2 separate regions of the Homo sapiens genome follow, and region 1 is linked to region 2. Evidence: chromatin contacts called from ENCODE Hi-C data. All regions are on one chromosome and are shown on one strand. Each heading gives the region's core, a stretch centred on a gene start or an enhancer-like site at or near the end of the contact. The rest is flanking DNA. Distances are from core to core; before and after follow the strand shown.

What was found. Hi-C counts contacts between places; a loop is a spot of excess contacts on that map. Pooled maps may share reads with other maps.
Region 1: a loop to region 2 is called in a pooled map, with 6 times the contacts of the local background. The contact joins two enhancer-like sites. A Hi-C loop is called at or near these places in 4 of 50 pooled maps.

Annotation. Positions count from the first base shown.
Region 1 is chr5:151,719,107-151,724,455 of GRCh38, forward strand. No RefSeq gene overlaps it. Among named protein-coding and RNA genes, the nearest start is that of ATOX1-AS1, 31 kb to the right of the region's middle. RefSeq lists silencers at 162-456, 1,388-1,497, 2,328-2,528, 2,988-3,188 and enhancers at 1,740-1,919, 1,990-2,249, 2,510-2,579, 2,600-2,649. Within about 2 kb of position 2,350, at least 3 of the 41 ENCODE cell types and tissues checked have a DNase peak (open chromatin) inside an H3K27ac peak, as active enhancers do.
Region 2 is chr5:151,566,266-151,572,188 of GRCh38, forward strand. It overlaps FAT2 (FAT atypical cadherin 2), which reads right to left. Exons shown (of 24, transcript NM_001447.3): 2 at 1-2,686. The coding sequence starts at 2,666. Among named protein-coding and RNA genes, the nearest start is that of FAT2, 22 kb to the right of the region's middle. RefSeq lists enhancers at 3,118-3,207, 5,104-5,616. Within about 2 kb of position 4,451, at least 4 of the 41 ENCODE cell types and tissues checked have a DNase peak (open chromatin) inside an H3K27ac peak, as active enhancers do.

The DNA of each region.
Region 1 (5,349 bases), core at 1,100-3,599, 150 kb after region 2:
GAACTCCTGGGCTTAAGTGATCGTCCCGCCTCAGCCTCCCAAGTAGGTGGGCCTACAGGCACATGTCACCACGCTCAGCTAGTTTTTAAATTTTTTGTAGAGACAGGGTCTCACTATCTTGCCAGGGCTGGTTTTGAACTCCTGGTCACAAGCCATCCTCCTGTCTTGGCCTCCCAAAGTGCTGAGATTACGGGCATGAACCAGTGTCTGGTCAAAATGGAGTTTTTTGTTTTGTTTTTGAGACAGGGGTCTCGTTCTGTTGCCCAGGCTGAAGTGCAGTGGCACGAACATGGCTCACTGCAGCCTCAACCTCCCAGGGTCAAGTGATTCTTCTACCTCAGCACCCCCTAGTGGCTGGGACTATAGGTGTGCACCACCATGCCAGTTAATTTTTAAATTTTTTTAATAGAGCCTGTTGCCCAGGCTGGTCTCTAACTCCTGGGCTCAAGCAATCCTCCTGCCTTGGCCTCCCAAAGTGCTGGGATTATAGGCGTGAACCACTACACCCAGCCTGAAATGGAGTTTTCTATGAATTATTAATTAGATCCCTTTTAATACTCTTAGAGATATAAAAATGAAGATTGTAGCACTTTTAAATGATTTGTAACTGTAACACTTTGTTTTCTTCAATGTGGCTCTTCACAGACTGGGCCATGTGAAGCTTTGGGATTTCCCAGGGTCATGTTCTTTACAGAGGCAGGAGGTCAGCTCTACTGGTTCCCTCACACTGTTTCAACTTCCCTGCCCTCTAAACAGGCTGCACAGCATCCTCCAGCCCCAACTATCCTCTCAGAAGAGTTGTCGGAATAAGGACAAAAACAACACCCTCTGTCTCTAGGTCCTTCTGGAATGTCTTCTAAGATACAAAGTCTCCTCTCAGGCCCGTTAGCTCATCCCACCCTCCCTCCACCTCTGTCTGGATTAAAAGCCTTCTGTGCTGGAGGACAAGGAGAATCCTGAAGAGCCAACTAGCTGAACTGCTAGAGTTGCTCCAGTGATTCTCCAAAGTGCCTCTTATCCTGAGACTTTCCTGTTGTCCAGGAGACCCAATGGATGTTTCCCCCAGCCCCTTTGCCTAGGGAAAAGTAAGTGATAGCAGGCAGGAAGGCCTTGCTGCTGTAGTGCCACTGTGCACAACCTAGAAAGCTGCAGCAAAGAGAGACTTGAAGGTTGCTTGGGCAGCTCCCAGAGATGGCACTGCTTTTCAGGGAAGTTGTGTCTCAGGTAGTGACTATTTGGGCCAGTGCTACGCAGGTGGTAGAAAGAATTTACCAAGACAGTTGTAGGTCAGCAAAGCAGATTTGTTAGAGGAAGTATGAAAGTATGTTGCAAGGGTGCAATGGGTAAGTCAGCAAGAGAGTAGCTGACTGCAAGGAGTCAAAGGCTTGCTGGGGATTTTTTAGGATGGTGCTTGTGCTGTGTGCTGAAGAGGGCTTTGTACAGTACAGATAATGCCAAGGTTGCAGTGAGCTAATGTACATTATTCTATCAGCCGAGGTGTCTGGTGATAGTTGGGCACAGGAAGATTGTGAGTTATTTGCACAGGAGGGCTATGTGTCCTGGACCATGAAGAAAGGCAGATGTATAGCTTATCTACTTTTTCTTTTTTCTTTCCCCTGCTCCCACCAGCCTGACTCCTTTTCCCTAATTAGGACTCCACAGGTTGTGGTCCCCACTACCTAGGGTCATAACCTTTGCAGGTTTTGAAGCTCCGTCTGATCAGTTTGCAGTGTTGGGGGATTGCTGCACAGAGAAAGACAGATGCTCCTGGAAAATACCAACATGTCCCATCCCCCTCATCTGGAGGATGAGCTTTTGCACTAGCAGAAAGTTTGTTTCTACACCTAAAGCCATATTATTCCCTATGCCAAGGTGTTGAATTAGACATCAAGAGGTTGATGAAGGAGTACAGAATTGGAGCAAAGGGTGATCTGAAGGGATGTGACATCTAAGTGGTGTGATGAAGTGTTCCTGCTCCCATAGTAAAGTCTGTCCTCACACAGTGGGAGGCAGTAGTTCTTAGCATAGAGGCTAAAGTGTAGTCTCTGCCGTGCATTGTATGCATTCAAATTCTGATCTATTCTGAGTAACAATGTGGCTCTGGGCAAGCTACCTTTCTAGGTTGCAGTTTCATCTGTAAAATGACAAAAAAGAAAGTATCAGAACAAGTTGGTACTAGGCCCAGTCCTGCTATAAGTTGCTGGTCACGTCAAGTAAATCTCTCAGCCTCTCTGGATCCATGCTTCCTCCTCTGAAAAATGAAAAGGGTTGAATCAAGGGTAGACTCTTCTACTACAACAATCTCTGAAACTGTGGAGGGAAAGTCTGAGCCACTCCCCACTAAGAAGCTGTTACTGCTTGGATGCCTGAGTTTTCAATGCCTCAGTAAACTATACCACCTCTGGGGAACTCCCAGCCCAAGGGGGAAGACTGCTGAATGACAGAGCGCTTTTCATGATACTTGGCTAGGGCTGTGCTAACTTAAACAATGAGCACAGTTCTCAGTCCTGAAGGTAACAAGAACACCCTTGCCAATCTCCAGAGAGGAAAACCTCTGTAAGCTCATATATGTGGGCAGGACTTCCACAGAATTCTGGAATGTCAAAGCTGGAAAAGCTCTCAGGGAGTTTCTAGTTCAGGGGTTTTAAGTCACATTCTGTACTTCTGCAGTTCCACAAACTATTAATATTCACCTTATTTTGTATACCAGAGACTGCATTTAAAACTGTGGCTGCAAAACAACAAAGACACCTAAATCAGTCATCTGTCAAATGTGAACACATCAGAGACCAAAATTCATTTATACATTGTGGCAGATTTTGCTAGTGGTCCCCTTTCCCTTTGTTGTAGAAACTACACTTGAGTGGGGCCATAGTGCCCTGATTAAACTACATCTCCCAGCCTTCCTTGCAGATAGGTAAGGCAGTGCAGTTAAGCTTTAGTCAGTGGGTTGTAAGCAAAGGTTGTGAGTGTGACTTATGGGAGTTTTCTTCAAGTGAATGGGAATGCTCTTCTCATTCCTCTTCTAGCTAGCTCTAATGTGGACATGATGGCAGAACTCAATCAGTCATCTTGGACTTTGAATTGATAGAGAGAAGGAGGCTTGGTCCTGATGATCACTGAGTTACCTTGCTGACTCACTTCCCTACAGTGAGTGCCCTGGACTGCTCACCTCCAGATTTCATTTACATAAAAGAGACATACAATTCTGTCTTATTGAGGCCACTTCTATTTGGGGTTTTCTGCCTTTTGCAGCTAAATCTAATGGACACATTTGTGTTCTCAGTAATTGACTTTATAATGCATTCATAATATAAATATAAAAATAGCTTACTGAATAACCCTAAGGAAAACCACTCAGGTCAAGGAAACCACTCAGGTCAAAAAATAACATTTTGCAGCCACCCCAGAAGCTCTCTGTGTGCCCTGTCCCAATCACAACTACCTCCTTGCTTCTAAAAGCAACCTCTGTCCCAATTTGTATAGTAAACATATCCTGTTATACAGTAATGACATAACATTTCCTTAAAAACATTTTGGTCAGAGACTACTTTTATCTGTTTTATTTGAGATGCTCCTTAAGACTTTGCTTGACAGAAGGCTTCTTCTAATAAAAAAGTTGGCCAATAACTGAAATAGTCTGACCCCTTCATTTTACAGAGGAAGAACATGAAGTCAGAGAGGGGAAAGAACTTCCTTATTTTAAAACTGACAAATAAAAATTGTATGTATTTATGGTGTACAACATGATGTTTTGATGTATGTATATATGCAAAAGGATTTTCTAATGTCAACCAGCAAATTAGAGGTAGAGTGGACTAGAACTCATGTTCTCTCTGACTTTTTAACATTTTAACATTTTATTTTCCAATCCATTTCAGGGGAAGCAATCCTAGATACAAGGTACCAGCCTTGTGCAATGGCTCAAGGATGGGAAAGACTTGCAAATACAGTCTCTAGTACAGGACATTTTATCTTCAACAAACACAAAACCTGCCTCTTTCCACCCAAATCTCAGGGGAAGGATGCTACCAAGGATTCTGACAATGGTTCTTCCCAGATGGCTTTGCATTTTAACACAAACACATCAGCAAAGATGGAGTCAGACACAGAGTGACACAGTGGGGATGCCGATTGGATGAAGTGATCTTTGTAGGCCTCCTCAGAACCCTGCACCAGGGCATCTCCCCCATAGCTACTGTGTGCCCTGAGCCTGACACACAGAGGCCCTTGGAGATCACTGTGGCCAAGGGTGATGCTGAGTCTCGAGATCAGAGGTGTGAAATGCAGAGATGCAGGCGAGCCCCAGCTCTCTTTGCCATCTTTGCTAGACTGTTCTGACCAGCATGCGGCTGCACCTAACTCAATTTCTGGAGAATCCTTCATGCTCATGAAAGTCAATTATTTATTTATTTTTAAGACAGAGTCTCACTCTACTGCCCAGACTGGAGTGCAGTGACACAATCTCAGCTCACTGCAGCCTCCACCTCCCAGGTTCAAGCGATTCCCCCACCTCAGCCTCTAAGTAGCTGGGACTATAGGTGCCAGCCACCATGCCTGGCTAATTTTTTTGTATTTTTAGTAGAGATGGGGTTTGGCCATATTGGCTAGGCTGGTCTCAAACTCCTGTCCTCAAGTGATCCATCCCCCTCGGCCTCCCAAAGTGCTGGGATTACAGGTGTGAGCCACCACGCCTGGCCAAAAATCAATTATTTTATATTATGACAGATGCCCGTCATGCTTTTGTGTAGGACATGGCAGTGTCCAAGATAGCTCACTGGCCAGATTCCATAGCCTTCTTTGTCTCAGATTCTTGGAAGTTTTTGGGTCAGGCCTATTGGCTTCTCCCTTTTCCTATAGGTTAGAATTAGCAGACAACATTAGCAAAGATGTGACTGTGTGTTCTGTGGGGGAGAAAAAGGTGTTCCAAGGACTAAAAACTTGGGAAACAAGTTCATACTTTATCTCCTTTTTGAAAAGTCTCAATTACAGTATTAGTACCTTGAAGGATCTGCAAATTTCTACAGTAAATTATTTTGCTTGATTTTGATGGGCCTGGCATTTTTCAAACTTTTTTGGCTTTGAGACCTCATGTTTCACTAATAGCATTCTGCACGAAACAGTTTGGCAAATGATACTAGCCGCCTCTTTGATGGATAAAGGATGTATTAATACACATAGGATAGACAACATGGCTGGAAAATCACCTTTCTGGCCCAGGTAGCCATCCCTCTGGAAAAGTACTGCATTATCTCTGACTCTGTAAAAATCCATTTCTAATAGCCCCAAGAAGCCACTGCAGAAATGATCTAAACCAGTCTGGGATGGGTTCCCCAGGGATAGCTGGCT
Region 2 (5,923 bases), core at 3,201-5,700:
TACCGAGGCTCTGATTCGCGGTCCAGGTGTCCTGTAACAACCAGTTCCCCAGTGAGAGGGTGGAGGGAGAACTTCTCTGTGGGACTTAGCAGGGTGTAGCGAACCCTGCCATTGTCTTCCGAGTCAGCATCTTTGGTTGTCAGCTCTGCAATTGTGGTTCCAACTTCTGTGTCCTCCGAGATGGTTAACTGGTACCCACCGGGAGGAAATCTGGGTGCGTTGTCATTCCAGTCTTTCACATTCACTGTCAGCAGCTTCCAGGAGGACTTCTGGGGTGTGCCCAGGTCATATACTGTTACATTGAGGATGTAGAAATTGGTGGCTTCATAGTCCAAGGGAGCAGCTACAGTGAGCAGCCCTGTCTCCAGCTCTATGTCAAAGCAGCCCTCCTCATTGCCATCTGCAATCACATAGACCAGTTTGCCATTAAAACCAGCATCAGGGTCAGTGGCTGCTAGGCGGGCCAAGGGGGTGTTGATAGGGACACTCTCAAGGACATCAATGGATTGGGGGAAGTGGTCCTCAAACTGTGGGGTGTAATGATTAATCTGATATGTGCTTAAAGAAGTGAATTCCTCATCACTGGACTCCTGGTTCTGAAGCCCAATAAAGTGGAGGATAGTCTTTGTGAATTGTGTCAATACCCCTGTTTTATCACATGTTACAGGAACTTCAAAATGAGGGTCCTTCACCACAGTAATATTCAAAGTTGTGGGTGAGGCATAGTTTTTGCCATCTGAGGCTGTAATCTTCAGGGAATAACTGGTGGGTTGACCAGCAGTAAGATTGATAAAAGGGCGTTTGAGGGATATCACTCCGGAGAAATGATTTAGATCAAAATACTCTAGTTCATTGCCTGATACAATCTCGTATTTTAGGTTCTGAAGCTCATCCACATCTATGGCTGACATAGTCATTATCGATTTCCCTACTGGCCAGTCTTGGCGGATAGACCCTGTACAGTTGACTTCTTCAAACATAGGCTGGTTGTCATTCAAGTTCCTGAGCTGAAGAAAAATGGACACTTCCTTCTCCCGGCGAAAAGGGGATCCCCAGTCTGATGCTCTTACCCGGAAGGTATAAATTCTTTTCATGAGTTCATAGTCCATGGGTTTGGAGGTGGAGATGATCCCCAGGTAGGGGTCAATAGAAAATGGCAAAGCTTTTGGTCCAGCAATGGAATAGGTGACATATCCATTTTCCCCATGATCCCGGTCAGTGGCAGTCACAGCCAAAACACTGGTGCCTGGAGGGATGTTCTCATCCAAGGTACCATCATAGGAAGACCTGTTGAAGAGGGGGGCATGGTTGTTGCAGTCCACAATGTCAATGACCACCACGGTGGAGGCCTGGCCCGGTGAGGTTCTGATGTGTAGCTGATAGTGGGCTCTGTCGTGGAAGTCCATGAGCTTTGTGGTGGTGATCAACCCAGTTCGAGCATTAAGTTTAAATCCTACATTCTCTGAAGATGGCTTTAGAACATACTGCAGGTTGGGGAAGGCTGGGGTGACTCTCACCATCACCACGCGGCTGCCAGGAGGGGAAAACTCACTAAGCTGCACTCTGTAAACAGCCTTCTCGAATTTGAGGGAAGACAGTTTGGAAGGTGGTAGGTGAAAGCCCCTGATCTGGGAATAAAAATAAGGGCCGCTCCCACTCCTGGCCTGGAGGCTGAGGTTGAACCCATGAAGGTACTCCATCCAGTTGATGTCTTTGACAGACACCAAACTGAACTCATTGCTCCGGGCATAAGACTTGATGGCTTTGAAGTGCTTTCCAGGGTCACCACCAACAACTTCCACTGACTCCACTTCAGCTCCTGAGCTATTTGCATCGACCAGTACAGTGGCATAGGTGGTACCATCATTGCTGTCTGGTGGAGTCACCACCACCGAAGCAATGGCTGGGGGCTTCCTGAGGGCAGGCTCCACATGAACCACAAGTGCAGCCAGGCTGCCAAACCCATTGCCCTCAGAGATTTTCCGCATGCGGTCCACAGCTAGCACCTGGAGCTCATGCTTTCCTCGCCAGGTGACGTTAAGCTTCCCAGCCACAGTGACCACACCGCTGGTGGGATGGATGGCAAACATCTCTGACCTTGTGTTAAAGGCATAATAGAACTCAGCATTCTGGCCTAGATCAGCATCTGTGGCAGTCACCTTGCAGATGGGGCTCTTCAGGGGCATGTCCTCAGAGATGGTGACTCTGTACGAAGGTGGAGAGAAGAGAGGCTTCAGGTCATTCTGGTCCAGGATGTGGACCACCACACGGGTCAAAGCTTCCAACTCCAAGGTCTTCTCTGTGGCTTGGATGATGAGGGTGTAGCTGTCTCGCACCTCTCTGTTCAGAAGAGCTGTGTTGCTGCTCTTTGTCCTTATTCTTAGGAAGCAGAAGTTGCCCACCACATACTCCTCAGTTTTAAATACATTGGCCACATCCCCAGAGATGATCCGGTACCTCACTGCCCACTGTGGCTCCGCGAGGTAGATGCCCATTTTCTCGAAGCTCTCCACATAGGTCTTGGGAGAAGAATTTTCATAGATGGTGGCATTGTAATGGGAGTGTGTGAAGTGCCAAGCAGAGGAGGAGAGAATCCCTTCTAGAGGCTTCTCACAGGTCGCACAATGGAGCAAGAATATGGCAAAACCCAGCAGGGCAATAGTCATGGTGGAAAACTCCCGAAACCCTGGGCAGAAAATAAAAGACAGGGTGCAAGTTAGGGGGAAAAAATGGTTTCTACTGCTGTGATTCTTAACTGGAGGTGATTTTGACCCTCAAGGGACACTTGGCAATGTCTGAAGATACTTTTGGCTGACCCAGCTTGGGAGTGGTGGTGCTAATGGCATCTGGCAGGTAGAGGCTGGGGATACTGCTAAACAACCTACAATGCATAGGACAGTGCCTTTGTGTGAGTCAGTTCTCACACTGAGAATAAAGACATACCTGAGACTGGGTAATTTATAAAGGAATGAGGTTTAATGGACTCACCGTTCCACATGACTGGGGAGGCCCCATAATCATGGCAGAAGGCAAAGGAAAAGCAAAGTCATATCTTACTTGGCAGCAGGCAAGAGCGCGTAGGCAGGGGAACTCCCCTTTGTAAAACCATCAGATCTCATGAGACTTATTCACTATCACGAGAACAGCATGAGAAAAACACACCCCCATGATTCAATTACCTCCCACTGGATCCCTCCCATGATACAGGGGGATTATGGGAGCCACAATTCAAGATGAGATTTGGGTGGGAACACAGCCAAACCATATCAGCCCTGCAACAGAATTATCCAGCCCCAATGTCAATAGTGCCATGGTTGAGAAACCCCGTGGCTGAAGAATAGCAGACTAGTTCAAAATGCTCTCTCAAAGACACTCAGCAGCTAGAACACAGTCCTGAACTCTTACTCTTTTTTCCCAAAAACTTTCTGTGACTCCTTGGGCGATGGTGAGATAGTCCCAACTCTTAGCCAGGAACCAAGTTTAGCTATCTGGTTCTAAACTACTATTCTCTCTCCTTCCTACAAGGCCTTTCCACTGGGGCTGAGCTCTAGCCAAACTGAGCTGTTTCCGCACATGCAGAGGCTGCAGGAAAGCAAAGTGACCAAGATCCCAGGCGTGGCATCAGGCTGCCTGGCTGTCAGCCCTGCCTCTGTCATTTGCTAGGTAGGTGACTTTTAGAGCAAGTTATTTAACCTCATGAGCCTTCATTTCACCTTCTGTAGAATAAGGATAAGAAAATCATCAATCTCTTAGGATTGTTGTGAAAATTCAGTGAAATAATAAAGGTAAATGACTTATCAGAGTGCCTAGTTTATTGTCAGTTCTAATTTAATGTCAGCCATTATTGATAATAGGAAACTAAGGTTCATAAAAGGAAGGGAGCTGCCCAGGGCCTTATAGCTAGTGGGAGCTCCTTGCACAGACCAGGGTTGCCTCCTTGCCCCAGTCCTATTTATACCTGTTTCACCACATGTCCCTTATAGACAGGGCATGACTCTGACTCATCATGTAACCTGGAACATGAAAACTCCCAGGCTCCTGGAATGTCTGAGTTGAAATGGACATTAGAGATGATGGGCTTCTGTCCCTGCTTTTCATCATAGATGAGTATAGATGGGGAAATAGAGCCCCAGAGTCGAGATCAGTCAAGCTCCAAGTCACACAGTGTGTGGCCGGGTAAGAACTAGTCCCTGGGAGTTAGTTCTTGTTGAACTGATCATGAATAAATGCTTCGCCTCTCTTAGACCCTTGCTGTTTCCCACAGAGCCCATCCCCGAACTCCAGCCTGGGTGAAAATGTGAGACTCACCAGGGCCAAGGATGGGGCAAGGGGCAGGAGGAGCGGGGCAGGGTTTGGCAGGGCCATGTGTAGGTCTGGTGCACCAGGCTGATGCCTGGCTTGCCCCTGGGAGCCTTGATTCCTAGGAGCTTCATGGCTGCCAGCCAGATGCGCTGGAGCATTCTTGGATGAAACTGGCCAGACCTGATTTTCCAGTTGCCTTGCTCTTCAAAGCCAAGGAAGAGTTAAACTTCCAAGGCAAAGGGGGAAGGAGAGGCTTGGAGCCCCGTCTTGCCAGAGTCCTGTGTGAACTGGGCACAGGGTTCCCCAAGATCATGCTGACAGCATTCCGAGATAAGAGGCAGGAATAGAAAAGTCTGCCTAAATCGGGGTCTGAAGGCCTGTGACAGAAAATAATTTCAATATGTCCCACCCTTCGAGCTTCCCTACCACCCGCCTCCCAACTCCTGAGATTCTGTTGGTGGTGCCCTAAGCTTAGGCACCTCAGAAAAGAGAGGGCAGGAAGGTGGCAGATTCTTCATTCGAGGTCTGAAAGTTAGTGGCAGAAAGAGCTGCTGTACGTTTCCCGCCCTGCCTGCCCACTACTGTCCTTCCATGCTTAGAGCTGCAGCCCATAGTGGGGCCAGCCCCAGGCAAAAGCCACACTCACCCTACCCCTGACCCAGCCCCCACAAGCAGAAGGGGACGCCTGAGTCATTCAGCCCCCAACCCATGCAGGATGGCATTGCTTTTGAAGTTGAAACCCCAAGGGAAAGTGAGTCCTCACCCCAGTCCCAGGTCCACTGGCTCCACAGCTCTGTGAGCCCAGGGTGCACGCAGCCTCCCAGCCCTGCCTGCCCTGCTGTGTGGAGAGCTTCCTGTTCACCAGGTCAGCACCCGTGTTGGGCAGGCCCCAGCAAGATACTCTGCTCGATGGCTGCACCGGTGCCTTGCAATGCAGGCGCCGTTAAGATGAGCTGTAGGGAAGGGGAAGGGGAGGGATCTCCCTGGAGGAGGATAAAATGCAGAGAGAATGCACCCTTGGATGGTGGCTTGGTGCCCATGACCTGCCCAGGCTGTAGGACCTGCACACCTGGGGAGTAGTTTGCTGAGGGAGGGAACAGTGTCTGCACAGCTGTTTCCTGGCCCCAGGTTTAGATGAGTGAACAAGCTTGCAGGGCGCAGAAGCATGTTAGGCTCCTTGTACTACCTTCCTAGTTCACAACACCCAGGGACCACTATTTTAAAACATCTTGTGTAAACGTACATCAATTCATATGACTTCCCTGCTTAACACTTTCCAGTGGCTTCCCATAGCACTTAGATTAAAATAGAAACTCCTTGCCCTGGCCTAGAAGGCTCTGCACCTCCTGGGCCCATGCTACTTCTCCAGTTCACAAGCTGCAGCCACACAAAACCCAGACCTGCCTCGGGGCCTTTGCACTTACTGCTTCCCTTAAGATTCTCACATGAATAATTCCTTCTTGTCATTCAGTTTTCAGCTTAAATGTCACCTCCTGAGCTCCTGTTTGGAGTAGACTTCCTGTCAATTCCCCTCTTTATCACTTTGCCCTATTTTCTTCATGACATATATCACTACCCAATATTTTCTTGTTTATTTGTTTAATGACTGTCTTCTTGGACT